2 separate regions of the Homo sapiens genome follow, and region 1 is linked to region 2. Evidence: chromatin loops called from intact Hi-C (ENCODE). Cell type or tissue: mammary epithelial cell. All regions are shown on one strand.

Region 1 (8,000 bases), 180 kb before region 2:
TGGGCCCTGCACTTTTTCTTCTTGCCTCCCTGTGGCTGTAGAGAAGAATCCGCACCTCTCCTTCCCCATGCTTATTGAAGGGCCTTTGGGGAAGAGGGCTGTGAAGGCACAGCACTTTGTGATTCAGCCACTCGGACACAGCTAAGGAAGAGCTCCCGTGCAGGGGTGACTGCCTACACTTCCAGCAGCTGGGCTCAGAGGGTCCTGTGTGCACCTCCTTTACTTATCAGACATGCCCAACAAAACGTACTTATCAACCCTTCTAATCTATCAGTTAAAACGTAATTTCAAAAATCTCTACATAATGTGTCTTTGCAAGGCCAAAACAATAATTAAAAGCTATTTTAGGCCAGGCATGGTGGCTCACACCTGTAATCCCAGCACTTTGGGAAGCCAAAGTGGGCGCATCACATGAGGCCAGGAATTCAAGACCAGCCTGGCCAACCTGGCGAAACCCTGTTTCTATACAAAAATTAGCCAGGTGTGGTGGGTGTGCATCTGTAATCCCAGCTACTGGAGAGGCTGAGGCACAAGAATCATTTGAACCCGGGAAGCAGAGGCTGCAGTGAGCCGAGACTGCGCCACTGCACTCCAGCATGGGCGACAGCACCAGACTCTGTCTCAAAAAAAAAAAAAAGCTGTTTTACATTTTGGGAAGCCAAGATGGGAGGATCACTTGAGGACCGGAGTTCAAGACCAGCATGGGAAACATGGCAGGACCCCCATCTCCACAAGAAAATTAAAAATTAGCTGGGTGTGATGGGATGTGCCTGTAGTCCCAACTACTCAGGAGACTGAGTTTGGGGGATCGCTTGAGCCCAGGAGGTTGAGGCTACAGTGAGCAGTGATTGCACCACTAAATTCCAGCCTGGATGACAGAGTGAGACCTCATCTCTGATAAAGGCTGGGCGCGGTGGCTCACACCTGTAATCCTAGCACTGTGGGAGGCTGAGGTGGGCAGATTACCTGAGCTCAGGAGTTGGAGACCAGCCTGGGGAACATGGCGAAACCCTGTCTCTACTAAAAATACAAAAAACTAGCCGGCCGTGGTGGTGTGCACCTGTAATCCCAGCTACTGGGAAGGCTGGGGCACAAGAATTGCTTGAACCCAGAAGGCAGAATTGCAGTGAGCCGAGATTGCACCACTTCACTCCAGCCTGGGAGACAGAGGGAGACTCTGTCTCAACAATAAATAAATAAATAAATAAAAATAATTTTAAAAGTTATTCTATATTAGCAGCTATATTCTCATTTTGACATTAAATATTAAAGAGACCCTGGTCTTTTTCCATGAGTGTGTCTCAAACACTTGTTCCAAGCATCCCTGCCGATCTTACCTTGTCACAGAAGACCTTGATCTGGCAGTAGGCCCGGTGCACAGGCTTGTTGCTGCGGTTGTTGTAACTATAGGTATCAACTTGAATGTTAAGAGGCAACCCCTTCACTCCCTTCTGGGAAGAGAAATCTGTGCTTAAGCAGTTCACAGAGATGAAAACCTGCCAAGGGAAGAGAAGGTTCCATAAGCAACAGGCACCAAGTCAAACCTAGCACAGCTCATGAAAATATTAACATCACTGAAATTACTCAAGTCTATTTTAAATGAGAAGCTCAGCTTCTCATTTTTTAAAAAAGGGTTTTTAAAAAGAGGTGATCAGGGGTTTATTTTAAAACTGCTTTTGGTCATAGAAATAGCAGACCTTAAAGAGGAGGAAGAGTCGGCAGCTCTGAACCTCTGCTTATGTTCCCTTCCAGAATCCCTATTTAATATCAGCTAGGACAGGGGAAGAGGCTGGTTAGCTTTCCTGATGTCATTTTCCAAAGTTACCAATAGCATAGCTCCCTCTGCAGCTGTTCTGTAACTTAGTAAAAACTTCCTAGGAATCCACCTATATTTGCGTTGACACCACCTCTTAGGATAACCTGTAGTACTCTGTGTCCTCATATTTTAGAACTTATGACATCAGTGTTCCTCTAATCCACAATTTTTATAAGATTCCAATAAAGTTCTCTCTCAATCTTTGCCCATGCAGACTAAACAGTCCTCATTTCTTTCCAGTTTGTTCTTATTAACCTTTTGGTTATCAAATCACATTGGGCCCAGTGTTCAAGGGATGATTTGTAATTTACAATTATTTCCATACTCCTTTCTAGGTATGGAAATATCAGTGCAAGGGTCTTTTATTTAAACATAACTGGATTCTTTACATGCCCAGATTAAACCTAAGACAAAAGTGGTAACGTTTGTTAATAGGCTGAGAACTTAACGATCACTAAACACCCAGGAATGTGTTCCTCATTCAAGAAGTTCCACACAGATGTGGTCAAAACTCCCTAGAATAACCCGGGAAGATGTTATGCTGGTGGGTCTATTTCCATGAGAGAAACGAAGAATCCAATTCCTTAAGCAACAGTTCTACTATTCAATCATGAAATTACTTCAGAGAAACTGTCTAAACCAGACTTTGAGCTTCTCAACCCACAGTTTCAAAAGTCTGCTTTCCTATCAGTGCCCAAGCCACCACTTCCCACAGGAGCAATTTTTTTTTTTTTTTTTGAGACAGTCTGGCTCTGTCACCCAGGCTGGAGTGTGGTGGTGTGATCTCAGCTCACTGCAACCTTTGCCTTCTGGATTCAAGCCATGCTCCCACCTCAGCCTTCCAACTAGCTGGGATCACAGGTGTGCGCCACCACGCCCAGGTAATTTTTGTATTTTTTTTTTTTTTAGAGACAGGGTTCCACTATGTTGCCCAGGCTGGTCTCCAACTCCTGAGCTCAAGCAATCCTACCATCTTGGCCTCCCAAAGTGCTGGGATTACAGGCAGGAGCTACCACACTCAGCCCACAAGAACAATATTTAAAGATGACTTCCAAGTGCAGTAGGTTAGCACCGGCTACACTCACTCCAGCTGCTAGCATGTGCCTGAGCAATGCACTAAGCCGGCGAGAACCCATCCAGGGGGATCCCCCACCTTCGAAATGGAAGGCAGGAGATGTCACACCCTTCTCTCCTGGGCTCCAAATCAGTTATCTCCCGCACATTTTCTCAAAAGTTAAAATAAGCTGAGTCACATTATGAATATGACATTGGAAGCTGCTACTTAAGAGGAACCCAGTGTACAGCAAATAAACATGTGCCATTTCCCCACTATTTTTATCACTGTGGATTTTAAAAATGTTTTTGAGCTCCCTTTCAACTAGTTTTAGAATTTACTGCGGATGCATGTGCACCACATAGTGGACATTATTGGAATTACAGTTTTTAAAACTAAGACTGGCCCATTTCAGACCCTTCAACCCCGTGAGCTGACAGGGGAAGATTCCTTCTAGCCCCTGGGTCAACAGCCAAGAATGGGTCCACCACAAGCAGCACTGGGTGTCACTGGCTGAACTAGGGCAGATGGGGAAAAATTTAAGTTATAATGGGGTTGGGGGGCAGCTATAGTAACTTTTTTTTTTTGAGATGAAGTTTTGCTCTTGTTGCCCAGGCTGGAGTGCAATGGCGCAATCTCGGCTCACAGCAACCCTGCAACCTCCGCCTCCCGGGTTCAAGCGATTCTCCTGCCCCAGCCTCCTGGGTAGCCAGGATTACAGGCTTGCACCACCACACCTGGCTAATTTTGTATTTTTAGTAGAGACAGGGTTTCACTATATTGGCCAGGCTGGTCTCGAACTCCTGACCTCATGATCCGCCCACCTCGGCCTCCCAAAGTGCTCAGATTACAGGTGTGAGTCACCACTCCCGGCCACATTTTTTTTTTTAAACACTTCAAGTACAATCTCTAAATCCACAAATCAGAGGTAAGGAGAGTCTGTGGAATGCATTCAGGTTTAAAAAAAAAAAAAGTCCATGCAAACAACTAAGCAAAGTAACCAAACCACCATATATTTTTCAATTTACAACCAATGGAAAATCCGAATTTTTTCTGTCATTCTAGGCCACGTGGCTCAATTCCTAGTTCAAAAACAGCTGCCTGGGAAAGTTCGACTTCATCCTCACGATTCCAGGAAGTGATATTCCCTTTACAAGAAGATTTCACAGTAATCCAACCCGAAACCTAACCTCCCCTTGCTTCCCAGTTTCAAGTTTCTATTCAAAAAAGAAATGAGCAGGGGCCAAATCCCAGGATCGGGGCAAACATGGAGCTTTGGCACAGCTTTGCCCATGCTGGTGTGCATTCATGATGATTTGCAGTCTCTTACTGATATACATTTCTCTCTTATTCTAAAAAATCAATTCTTCCCAAACTTGGCAGTTTTCTAAATGTATTAAAGAAAGTTGACAATGGTCCTAATTCAGCATTAAAAAAAAAATGCTACCTTGCCTAGATAAATACACAAACATCCCAGGAGAAGGTGACAAAGCTGTGAAACGTAAGCACTGCAGGCCAGGAACATGAGAGACAAGAACAGTGGGCCGAAGATGCCAAAGAGAAGATGGGGCCGGTGCTCACGATGCCCCTGCTCTTAGGAAAGGATCCCAGGTAAGAACACAGATGATCAAGGGGATATGCTGGTGTGGAGGGGACATACGTGCCGGGTTTAACCCTCAACCAAAGTCTACAAGGGGAGCCACATGCACAGCCGCTTAGGTCTGAACATCAAAGCATTTGAGCTGGCCCCTAACTAAGCACTGCGACCCAGTGCAAGGGTCCTTACCTGTCAAAGGGCAGGGTGAGTTCGTGGATCTCTAGATGACTACCTCTGGACGTCTATGATTATATACTTATATTGACAAAGGATGAATCCTATATCCATACTGTTTTTACTGGTGACAATAATTTTGTGTAATACATTTACCTATCAACTTTTTATAAGTCATATTAGTTTAAAAATACCAAGTAAGTTGCCAGTTAAAGTCATCACAATAACTACTTATGTAAAACTTAAGAATCTCATACGGCAATGGCTCTCAAAGTGTGATGCCAGGAGCATCAGCACGAGGGAACTTGTTGGAAATGAAGATCCTGGTGCCCACCCCAGACTCACTGAATCCGAAAACTCAGGGAGAGTGAAGCGGGAGGTTAACAAGCTCTCCAGCTAATTCTATGCACACTAAAGTTTCAGAATCCTGTCTGTACAACAGTGCCTCACAACTCTGACTGAATTAGAATCGCCTGGCAGGACTTTAAAACATACGGATGTCAGATGTCCTGGCTACACCCCAGAGATTCTGATTTCATTGTCCTGGAATGGGTTTGAGATGCTGGGACTGTTTTTTTTGGTGCTTCCTACCAAATTCGAGTAATTCGAGTGATTGGCCAAGATAGAAACCACTGCGGTAACGTGATTAGTCTTCTAGCTGCTTATACACTGTGATCCACAAAAGGTCTACCTTGGCTCCAAAACTCTGAGATTATTAAAGCAAGTTCCAATACATGGTTTCCTTTCCTTAAAGAGTTAAGATATTTTTATATGTATTTATATGTATGCCAGCAAGTTTTTAACATTAAACAAAATTTTTACAGAGGCATAGCCCTATCAAATAAGAATATTCATGTAATCAAAAGAAAGATCTAGGTTAAAGCCATTTTGTTCAACCCTGCTATTCAATAAGGTCATGCAAATCCTCAAATACTCAAGAGTTCTTAAGATATTAACCACAAAAATAAACAAGTACACACACATTAAACTCTCCCGCTTATTTTTATTACTCATGTTATGTTTGATTTCATAGGGATTTGCATTTGTGGATGAACTTGTGTGTTCAGCTGAAGGCTGAAGTTGTAACTCTGAACCACAGGACAAAGCATGATGTGATGTCTTCCTCACTAAATGGCAATGTCCTTGAGAAGACCCTGTCTTAATCATCTCTGTGTCTCACGCCTGGCTCATAACATATGCTTATTGCATGCTTTTAATAAAAGGAGGAAAATGCATACTGGGTAGTAAGTAAGTATAGCTAAGAATAAATAAAATGTAGATATATAAAATATCTTTTCATACCCTTATCTAAATCAGAAGCGACTATTTTTCTGTAAAGGGCCCGACATTATTTTCACATCCGTAGGTCATATGCAACTACTCGACTCTGCAGTAATAGTGTAAAAGCAGCCACGGATATGAGTGTGGTCGTGTTTCGATAAAACTTGATTTATATAAGCAGGCACCTAGCTGGCCCGCGCCTCAGAGCTGTCGTCTGCTGACCAGTGATCTAAACCATCCTCTAAGTTGCTTGGACATTAATTTATCCTTACATCATCACGATGGAGTAAATAGGGAGGAGGTGTATTTCCCTGTTTGTAATTGAGTATTTCCACTTTCCGCATAAGCGACTTCCTGGCAAGACATCCAGTGTGTGCTGTGCCCATGTGTCACTCGCCTGTGGAAACACACTGTCCCTATCAGCCCAGCCCACACTCATGGAGGGGACCAGGTAAGTTCTGAGGGAGAAGTGCAGCTTCCGGGGAGCTTTATGGTCAGGAGGGTGGCCTTCTTTAGTCTGCAACTGAACAGTTTTGTTTAATGTTAAAAAGCTGCTGGCATACACATATGGCGAGTGTAGAAACACAAGCCAGAGCTCTCCCTTGGGTCCAGTGGGAGCAACAAGATGGGCACACTTTGTTCCTCAGTTTTAACACTTCCCATGGATTCTACCTAATGGGCAGCCCCGAGTGAGCAAGACCACAGGGCTGTTCACCCAAATCCAGGTAAAACCAGGCTCGGACCATTCCTATCCTGCAGACAAATTATCACTGTGATTACAGAAAACACTCCACTATCTTTACAGAGGATGGGAAAGAGGTAAAAAGTAAGATGAATGAGCACACATCCAACTCCTCCTCTATAAAACATACAGGAATGCACGCACACTTAAAAAGCCCCATTTCAGAATCGGAGTAGGCTGAATGATTTACAACCTTCCTTCTCTAGAAAGATGTGAAGATCTCTGACATAAAACTTTAAGAATTCAAAAGATGACCTTTTCTGTTTTCATACTTCCTTCCCAATTATTTTGAGAGAAAACATTTGTATTCAAATAATTAGAACATTAATCTCAAAAGATGAGCAACTACTATTCCCACCCAAATTATTGGAAGAGAAAAAAACTAACCACAAACATAAACTGCTGAACAGGCCAAGGTGCTCTACAAGATTCCTTTTTAAATGTCTAGCCCATTTTTCTAAGGACAGTTCCTCATTCCTGACCAAGAATTTATGCACTTAGAATGTTTCAAAATATTTAATTCTTTTTTTTTTTTTGGTTTTCAAACCTCAGTTTGAAAATGAGAGGAAAACAAAATAAAATGATTTACATAATCAAAGGATTAACTGATACAGACTTTTATTCTAAATGCTCACAAGCACAGAAACCAACAAGAAATCAGATCTTGAACGAATTTATAATGATTCTTCCAGGAAGCACCGCGGCAGCCACATAAGCGCTGTTCACACCTGGCTGCGTCTGCCAAGTTAGTCCTCAAAGAGAAAACAAGGAGGAAAAAGACAAAAAAAAAACAAACCACCAAACCCAGTGTGCTCAAAACACAGATCACCATCAGAGGTTCATTTCACAGCAGGTATAGGGAAAGTAACTGAGAATCAATTTTATAAAACCCCCAACACACCCACTCCTTTCGAGCTTTTATCAACACCACAAACCAAGACACAATTCCAGTAAAGCTTGCTAACTGTCTAGTCTAAAGAGAGTAGTCAGGAACGTGAACTTTAACAAGTGAATTTAATTTGTGGAGAGAAATTATAGAAATATTTTTAAATCTCCTAATTCACAGAAAAGAATGCATGAACAAAGCACTTGGAGTCCATGAGTCAAAAGTTACAAAAACATCAAGTGGTGAAGTTAGGAGCTAAGGGATGCAAATGTTTAATACATATCAGGGTATTTTTCATGAACTAGCAAAAAGGCTGTTGCTCTTTAAAAATTACCACAATGACAGTAATACTCATTCTGTATTATCATTCACCTATAAGAAAATAATCCAACATCCAAATATTAGTCTTAATTTTTTTTTCCACTGAGAAATTTAGGTAGAATTTTACAT
Region 2 (8,000 bases):
TAATAAGATACCATAAATTGAGTAGCTTATAAATAGCAGACATTTATTTCTTGCAGTTCTGGAGGCTGGGAAGTCCAAGAACAAGATGCTGGTGGATGTGGTGGCTGGTGAGGGTCTGCTTTCTGACTCATACATGGCACCTTCTAGCTGTGTCCACACTTAGTGGAAGGGGGTATGGATGAGCTCCCTTGGCCCTCTTTGATAAGGGCACTAACCCCATTCACAAGGGCTCCACACCCTTGACCTAATCACCTCCTGAAGGCCCCACGCCTTATACCATCACATTGGAGGATAAAATTTCAACATATGAATTTTGAGGGGACATAAATATTCAGAGCACAGCAAGACAAATTAAACCATAACAGGCCCAGGTGTAGTCCAGGTGCAGTGGTTCACGCCTGTAATCCCAGCACTTTGGGAGGCCAAGGCAGGCAGATCATCAGAGATCAGGAGTTCGGGACCAGCCTGGCCAACATGGTGAAATCCCATCTCTGCTAAAAATACAAAAAGTAGCTGGGTGTGGTGGTGGGCGCCTGTAATCCTAGCTACTTGGGAGGCTGAGACAGGAGAATTGCTTGAACTCGGGAGGTGGAGGTTGCAGTGAGCCGAGATTGCACCATTGCACTCCAGCCTGGAAGACTCCATCTCAAAAAAAAAAAAAAAAAAGAGTTAGCCGGGTGTGGTGGTGCACACTTGTAATCCCAGCTACTCAGAAAGCTGAGAGGCAGGAGAATCACTTGAACCCAGGAGGCAGAGGTTGCAGTGAGCTGAGATCATGCCATTGCACTCCAGCATGGACAAAAAGAGTGAAACTCCATCTCAAAAAAGAAAAACAACAACAACAAAAAAACGCCATAACGGAACATAATTCAAATAATAACAGGAACCAAGTTCAGAGGGGGCTGGAACTCAGGCTTGGGCATGGCCAACACCCAGGATAATTCCAGAGGCTTTGGAGCAGGGATCGCAACCTCTGACTCAGAGCCCAGCAATCAGGGCAGGCAGCTGTCTCTTAGCCCCTCGAGAGGACTGAGGCACCGCAGCCAGTTTCTTTGTCCCTCTTTTCAATAGCCAGACTCCAGGAGGGAGCAGTGACTGACCAGGCTGCGTAGGAGCCTGTCCCTTACCTGCAAGTGGGTGGCAGGGGCAGGGGGCAGGTGGGGAGAGAGGGCCTCGAATGGTGGTCCCACCAGACCCTCTCCTGTGTGGAAGAGGTCATTCCAATTTTGCACCCTGGGATACTGATAGGAAGAGGAAATGCAGGCAGGTAGCGAATGTGGCCAGCCCTGCTTCTTGAGTGACTCTCCCACCTCTTCCTGGATGCTTAGGTGTTGATTCCATGGCCTAATTCTCAGAGAGCACGGGCAGATGTGGATGCTGAGGTGCACAGGTATTGGAGCTGTTGCCCAACGTCTGGCTGGGAGCCAAGAAGCCCAGGTGTCCCTGACAGTGCACCTTGAACCTGGGCCCGCCGTCTTATGTGGAGCAATCGGCCAAGTGTGTGCCGAAGACCTTCCAGTCCAAATGTCTACAGTGGCTGTGTGTGCAGAGAAAGCGCTGGGCTCGGTCCCTGGAGCCGTTTCTCTAGCTCTCACATTTCTTTTTCCCCATCCTCTTGTAAGAAACTAAGGCAGTGCCCTTTCCCGGCTTCAGGGGAAGAGCTGAGGCCAGGTTTCAGGTGGGCCACGGAGGAGAAAGTACTGGGCTCTCGGGACTTCTCTCCCAGGGCCCTAGAGGATGTGGCTGGCATTCCCCCTAGGGACAGCACCCTGCGCTGCCCAGATGCCTGTCCCCTCCTTGATGGGGAACACGGAGCTTTCCTGGGCTGCTGGCCTACCAATGCCAAGAGGCTGGCCCACAGCCCCTCCAGACACAGCCAAGAGCCTTGCCTGGAGCCCAGTGTCAGCTGCAGGGCCTGGGACATTTCCGAGGAATCAGAGGCAAGGATGCCAGAGCTACGAGGAGCCTTAGATTCAGAAACAAGGCTCAGAGAAGGCAGCACCTCAGATAACTGGCTCAGAGAAGGTGGCCCCTCAAACGCTGCACAGCCAGCCCCAGGCTGATCCCATGCCAAATCCCTGTTCCCTCAACATGGCTCAAACTGGAGTCCCTCTGGATCTGTTTGGGAGTCCAAAATTATTTAGAAAGACTTTTTTTTTTTTTTTTTGAGACAAAGTCTCTCTGTCACCCAGCCTGGAGTGCAGTGGTGTGATCTCGGCTCAATGCAACCTCTGCAACCTCTGCCTCCTGGGTTCATGCGATTCTCCTGCCTCAGCCTCCCAAGCAGCTGGGATTACAGGCATGTGCCACCATGCCCAGCTAATTTTTGTATTTTCAGTAGAGTCAGGGTTTCACTATGTTGGTCAGGCTGCTTTCGAACTCCTGACCTCAAGTGATCCGCCCGCCTTGGCCTCCCAAAGTGCTGGGATTACAGGCATGAGTCACCACGCCCGGCCTAGAAAGACTTAATTGTGAGTTTGTAATCCAAGAAAATAAATCTAAAAAGAATACTATTTGCTTATTCTGATCAGGCCGACAAACCCCCAGGAGCTGTCTGGGCTCCCAAGACCTGAGCTGCCTTGAGGTTGGAACTGTTTTAACTACGGCAGGCTCAGTGAGAGAAGAGCCGAGAAGCCGGCGACGACATGGCCCAGGGATGTGGTGGGGGAAGGGGCTGCAGTTCTGCGGGCTCTGAGGTCTGCGGGTTCCAGACAGCCTCAGGCAGCTCGCAGCCCTGTGATTCATGCCTCATCTTGGCTCAGCAAATGGAGCCCCAAGCCAGAGGCAGAATTTTCTAGGCTGTGTGGCAAGAGAACTGAGTGTGCGGAGGTTGGGGGTGGGGGCTTCTGCCAAGATAGGAGGCTCTGACTTCCCCAGGGCAGCAGGAGAGCCAGGTGCCTGGATGAAGCAGGGAGCAAGGCTCCGGGAGGTGGGCCCCGGGGCAGCCCTGCTGAAGCCCACCGTTTCTCCTGGGTCTGAAATGAGTCTATTTCCCTGAAAAGCAAACTGGAAGACTCACAAAGAGGAAACGGGCCTCGAACACACACACGGCACCCTCTGCCCTAGATCCCCATGTCTGCCATGTTTCTACATCCTCCCCGGGTGCTGTCTGCCCCCACCCACTGAGAGGCCAGCTTCCGGGAGAGCTCAGGGTCAGGCAGTGCCCAGGAAGCCCACCACAGCAGCCCTTTGAGCCCAGGGTGGAGGTTGAGTCTCTGTGCTGTTGGTCACGAATTCTGTTTGGGCTTCTGCGAAGGCATGCCTTGCCCCGCCCTGGAGGTGTCGACAGAGTGGCCGGGAAATTTAGGTCAGCTCTGGGCAAGTCCCTGCAGGTGGGATCTAGTGACAGGAGAGACGGGCCTGGCTGTCAGCCGTGAGCTCTGCTGGGGACTGAGCACCCACTCGGATGACACATCCCCATTTCCTGGGCCCGCCCAGAAACCCTTCCCCTGGAGACAATGCGCTGTGAGTGGGCGTGGGAGCTGAGGAGCCCCTGGACCCAGCACTGCTGTCCGACTGCAGGCTGCCGCTTTGCCCTCATTCCCTGGGGCCTGGACCGGCTCGGCTCGTGGGGCCCCCTGCCTCTGATTCTTCAGTCAGTGACTTCTCTGAAGTGCCGGTCCAGCTGACCTGGGACCCTCTGTGGGATCTCTGCTCAAAGCACAGGCCTCCTGCTCAAAAGCCCCCTCCTCGGAGAGGCCTTCCCTGGCTCCTCAGAGCACTCCGGCCCCTCCACCCCCACCAGCTGCACCGTCCCTTGGGATGTTCACAGCACAGACACAGGCACAGTCCCGGAGGGGGTGGCTACGTTGTGTTTGTTTGATGAGGAATAAATAAATGATGTTGGGTAAACCCTCCCAGTTAGTAGACTCCTCCTCTCACCCCCTGAAAGCTTAGACTAAGGGTCTCTTAGGCTTCTGCCAGTGAGGAGTCCAAAAGGGACAAGAGGCTTCAAAAAGAGGACAAGCCCCCAGTGGACTCCACTCAAGCTGGGCTCCGAGAGGCTTAGGAGGCTTCCAGGTTCCACTGGCAGTGGGTATGAAAATCCCTTTGCTACAAGTATTCTGAAGCCATGCCTGAATTTCTCCCATTCATTCACTCATTCATTCACTCTTCATTCATTCATTCATTCATTCATTCATTCATTCATTCATGCCTGCCTGCTCATCTATGCTTGAGTGGAACAGGCCCAGCTGATGTCCTGTGTGTACCCGGCACAGCTGCCACAGCTCCCAGCCCATCCACTCTGCCAGCCCACCTGGCCCCACAGGGCCAGGCCTGCAGGTGTCCTCTCCCAGGCAGGGGGCAGAGGAGGCAGCTCACTTCAAAGGGCCCCTGGCTTTGCCTGGGTCACAGTCTGGAGCTCCCCACTAAGAGCCGAGAAGCGTGGCCCTACAGAGGGTCCCAAAGCCTGAGGAAGGGAAGATAGGGAACTGCCCAGAATTGGGTAGCACTACTTCCCCATTTTACAGACGAGGAAACTACAACTTAGAGAGAAGAGGTTTCTGGCCCAAAGTCACACAAAGTCAAAATTGGACCCTGGTCAACATGGAAGGGGAGGGAGTGGAAAAGAGATGGCAGGGGAATGGAAGGGAAGGAAGAGAAAAGAAGTCTCTGGAATCGGCATGGGAAATGAAGAGACTCCCCCAAGGCCCTGTCCTCATTTACCCTCTGCGCCTGGCCCTTCCCTGCCCTGCCGGCTGGATGTCCAGGGACCCACCCAGCCCGACCTGCTCTCTGCCGCGCTGCTCACACTCGGCTGCTGTGCGCTCCTGCCCTCTGGTGGCAAGATCTGGAAGCGCGTTGTCACTGCATCCCAGCACCTCTAGAGGGGAAACTAGGAGCAAGTCAGTTCACCACCCACTGTGTGCAAGACACTGAGCTGGAGACCTAGGGAGGAGGGAACACAGCCCCGTTTCTGAGAGTGCAAAGTTTAGGGGACAAGACAGACAGGCAAACAGACCACGGCAACACAATGAGATAGGGACTTGGCTGGGGGAAGCTCAGGTTGTTTTAAACCTAAAACAAGCAGCCCCCAAATCTATGAGGAAGAGCCTGCCTAGCAGAAGGTCCCACCATGCCCAGGAACATTTGGGCAGCACCTGCTCTGAGGGCTCTGGGCTGCCTGGCTGGGGTGGGACAGACCCAGAGTCCTTTCTGATCTGTCTGCAGCGAGAGCCCTGGAGCCAGAGGGGACCCGAGGAGGTTTGCAGGCTGTGGTCTGGGCAGGAAGGAAGGGCTGAGGTCCCCACCCTTCTTCTCCCTTTCTTAACCTAGTGCAGACCCAGCTGAAGCCAGCCTCACAGGGTTAACAAGAACTGCGGACAGTCATATAGCTATAATTAAGCATTCATCAGGCTGTACTTTGACCCACTTCCTTGTAACCAAAAGTCACGTAGCCCTAGGTACGGACAGTTCACATCCCCATGGTTCCTATTGATAGGATCTCTGACCTTAGAATCATAGGAATTTTGTTTAAGAATTGCTTAAGCAGATCCTGAATTCCATCAGAACAGCTGATGCCAACCAGCTCGAAGACCCCCACAGAGGAACGGAATCCGCGTGACAGTGAGGTTTCTTCATCTCCTTGTCCCGTGACTGCACTCTTCGACCAATCAAGGACCTCCACACTTTGACCCACTTCAAAACCCTTAAAAATTCGAGCCCCGAACTCCCTGGGGAGATGATGGATTGGGGGTTTCCTCCCATCTCCTCACTTGGTGGCCCTGCATTGATTAGACCTCTCTCTCTGCTGCAATGCGGCATCTTGCATATTGACTTCCTGCACGGGTCAGGCCATGAACCTATTACGGTTCCAGAGCTTCAGGCTGGAGAGGCAGAGTGACAAGAGGGTTCAGTAGAAGGCTGGGAGCCAGACTGCCTGGGGTCTTAACAGCAATTGCGTCCTCTGGGCTTCAGTTTTCTCTTGTGTGAAAAGGTAATAAGAACAGTGCCCACCTCTGAGGGTCGCCCTGAGGGTTAAACACACTGATACAGAGAAAGTGGGCAGAATGGTGTTTGGCCCATGGTCAGGGCTGATCATATCTGCTCTTGCCAATAATGCCAACTCACCAGCATCCAGCCCTCCTTTCTTTGGAAGAGTTTCCCATCTCACTCTCATGGCAGATAGTACCACCCAGAGTAGGTGCAGAGGCCCAGAGAGAGGAGGTGTCTCACGTGAGGTCACTGGGCGAGCAGCAACTGTGTTGAGCCTGGCACCCAGGCCTCTGGGCCTAGAGGTTGCAGCCTGGATTCCCAGCCCCCTTGTGTACCTTCTGGGCATCCCTGACTTCCGAGTCCCTGAACTGCCCTCCTCAGTGAGGAGTCTACTTTGCTACTTATTAACAGACTCTCTCACAGGACTGCTGGGCAGGTGCAGCCAGTTTCAGAGTCGCAGCATCCATAGCATTTGCTGAAGCATTGGCTACAGGCAACACCTGTATTGCATTTGTCTTCCTGGAAGATAATGAGCTCTAAAGCTTCACTGTGAAAAGTGTGGTCCCTGAGCCAGCAGCATTGGCCTCACCTGGGAGCTGGTTAGAACTGCACAATCATAGGCCCCTCCCAGACCTACAGAACTGGAATCTGCAGTTTAATGAGAGCCCCAGGCAGTATGTGTGCACCTTACCGATTGCCAGGGAAGGGTGTCTTAAGCAAATGGACTAAAGTGGGAGAATGAACTGTAGATGTGTCCACCGAGCCTGCCCTGGGCAGCACATGTGCCGGCACCCGTGCCAGGGTCTGGGAATTCTTGGGGGAGTCGGCCGAGGTCAGCGCCTTCAGGGAGTCCCCAGCTCCTGCTGTTAGCAGGTCTTCACGCGACCGCACATGCTGGCCAGACAGTGCTGGGAGGGAAGGAATAAAGGCCACGGGGGCCTGTCTGCTCGGAAGAGTCAGAATCTGGGCTGAAACTTGAGGGAAGAACCGGATAGGCCAGGCAGACGTGGGGGAGGGCCTTCCAGAAAGGGGACTCCCTGTACCAATTCCTGAGCTGGGTGTTTTCAGAGAAATGGGTACTTTGCAGACCTTACCCTAATACTTCCAGGTGCTGAGGCAAGAGTAGAATTGGAGGCCCACCTACTCTAAGTCTAAATATCTGCAAGTCATATAGCTGACAAACTATTAAATAAAATGTGTTCCAGCCTCTTATAAATATGCCTTCACAAGGATCTGGAAGGCCAGCTTTAAATTTAGTATTTTTGGACTCCTGGGAGTTCGGCACTACAACACAATGGTGTGGGGTGGGCCAGCCCCACCTGCCCCCTTCTGCTCTGTACCCTAAGTATGCACACATTCATGCATACATGCTGTGTCCCAGCCTGCCATCGTCCACATCCCCTTGTCCCACGAACAGCTGCCCCATGGGATATGCAAACCAGGTCAGCCTCAGGAGGGCAGACCCTGGGAAGAAGTTCAAGAAGGCCCTGGAAATGTGGGGAGGAGCATGGGCTCTGGGAGGGCACACCCCTTGACCTCATGAGAGGACCCCAGCTGAAGGGGCTCTGTGACGCTTAAAGTATGACACACCCTCAATTTTAAGACACATTTCAGAGACACATGTACTATATTTGCTGTCCAAAAGCCTTCTGGTTCTCTGACCATAAGAATTTGTTTAAACCTAATGTTTCATTGAATCTCTACATCAATTTGGGAATTATTAATAATAGGAACAATTTAAAATCTTCCCCATGTTGAATCTTGCAATCCATACACATAGGACGTCTTTCTGTTTATTTAGTTCTTTAATTTCTTTCAGTGAGGTTTTGTAATTTCCACGTAAAAGCCTTGCATCGTTTTGCTAAGCATTTTTATATTTGTTCCCCCTTTTACATCTTGAAAACCCTCTGTGAAGGCAGCATGGCGGTCATTATTAACCACACTGTGTAGAAGGTCAGAGAGGTTAAGAAACCTCAATTAGCAAGGGGCAATGCTGGGACTGGAGCTCTCATCCTCAGCCCCCTGGCAGAACCGGGCCTGGCCTTGCTCTGGTGAGGGTGACT

The links. Hi-C counts contacts between places; a loop is a spot of excess contacts. Peaks named below come from ENCODE experiments on the same cell type or tissue, not always from the same donor. Only the 100,000 strongest peaks of a DNase experiment are listed, where the experiment ranks them.
Region 1: a loop joins it to region 2, with 9 times the contacts of the local background. A loop is called at or near these places in 3 of 110 quality-filtered maps.

Annotation. Positions count from the first base shown.
Region 1 is chr2:9,979,620-9,987,619 of GRCh38, reverse strand. It overlaps GRHL1 (grainyhead like transcription factor 1), which reads right to left. Exons shown (of 16, transcript NM_198182.3): 9 at 1,338-1,496. Among named protein-coding and RNA genes, the nearest start is that of GRHL1, 32 kb to the right of the region's middle. In mammary epithelial cell, a CTCF peak has its summit at 3,218; no DNase peak of the experiment used is centred here.
Region 2 is chr2:9,796,634-9,804,633 of GRCh38, reverse strand. No RefSeq gene overlaps it. Among named protein-coding and RNA genes, the nearest start is that of TAF1B, 43 kb to the left of the region's middle. RefSeq lists a silencer at 3,520-3,814 and enhancers at 3,147-3,982, 3,983-4,818. In mammary epithelial cell, a CTCF peak has its summit at 4,780 (motif pointing left); DNase peaks (open chromatin) are centred at 1,383, 2,743, 3,343, 4,773 and 1 weaker place; H3K4me3 peaks cover 332 bases; H3K27ac peaks cover 3,241 bases.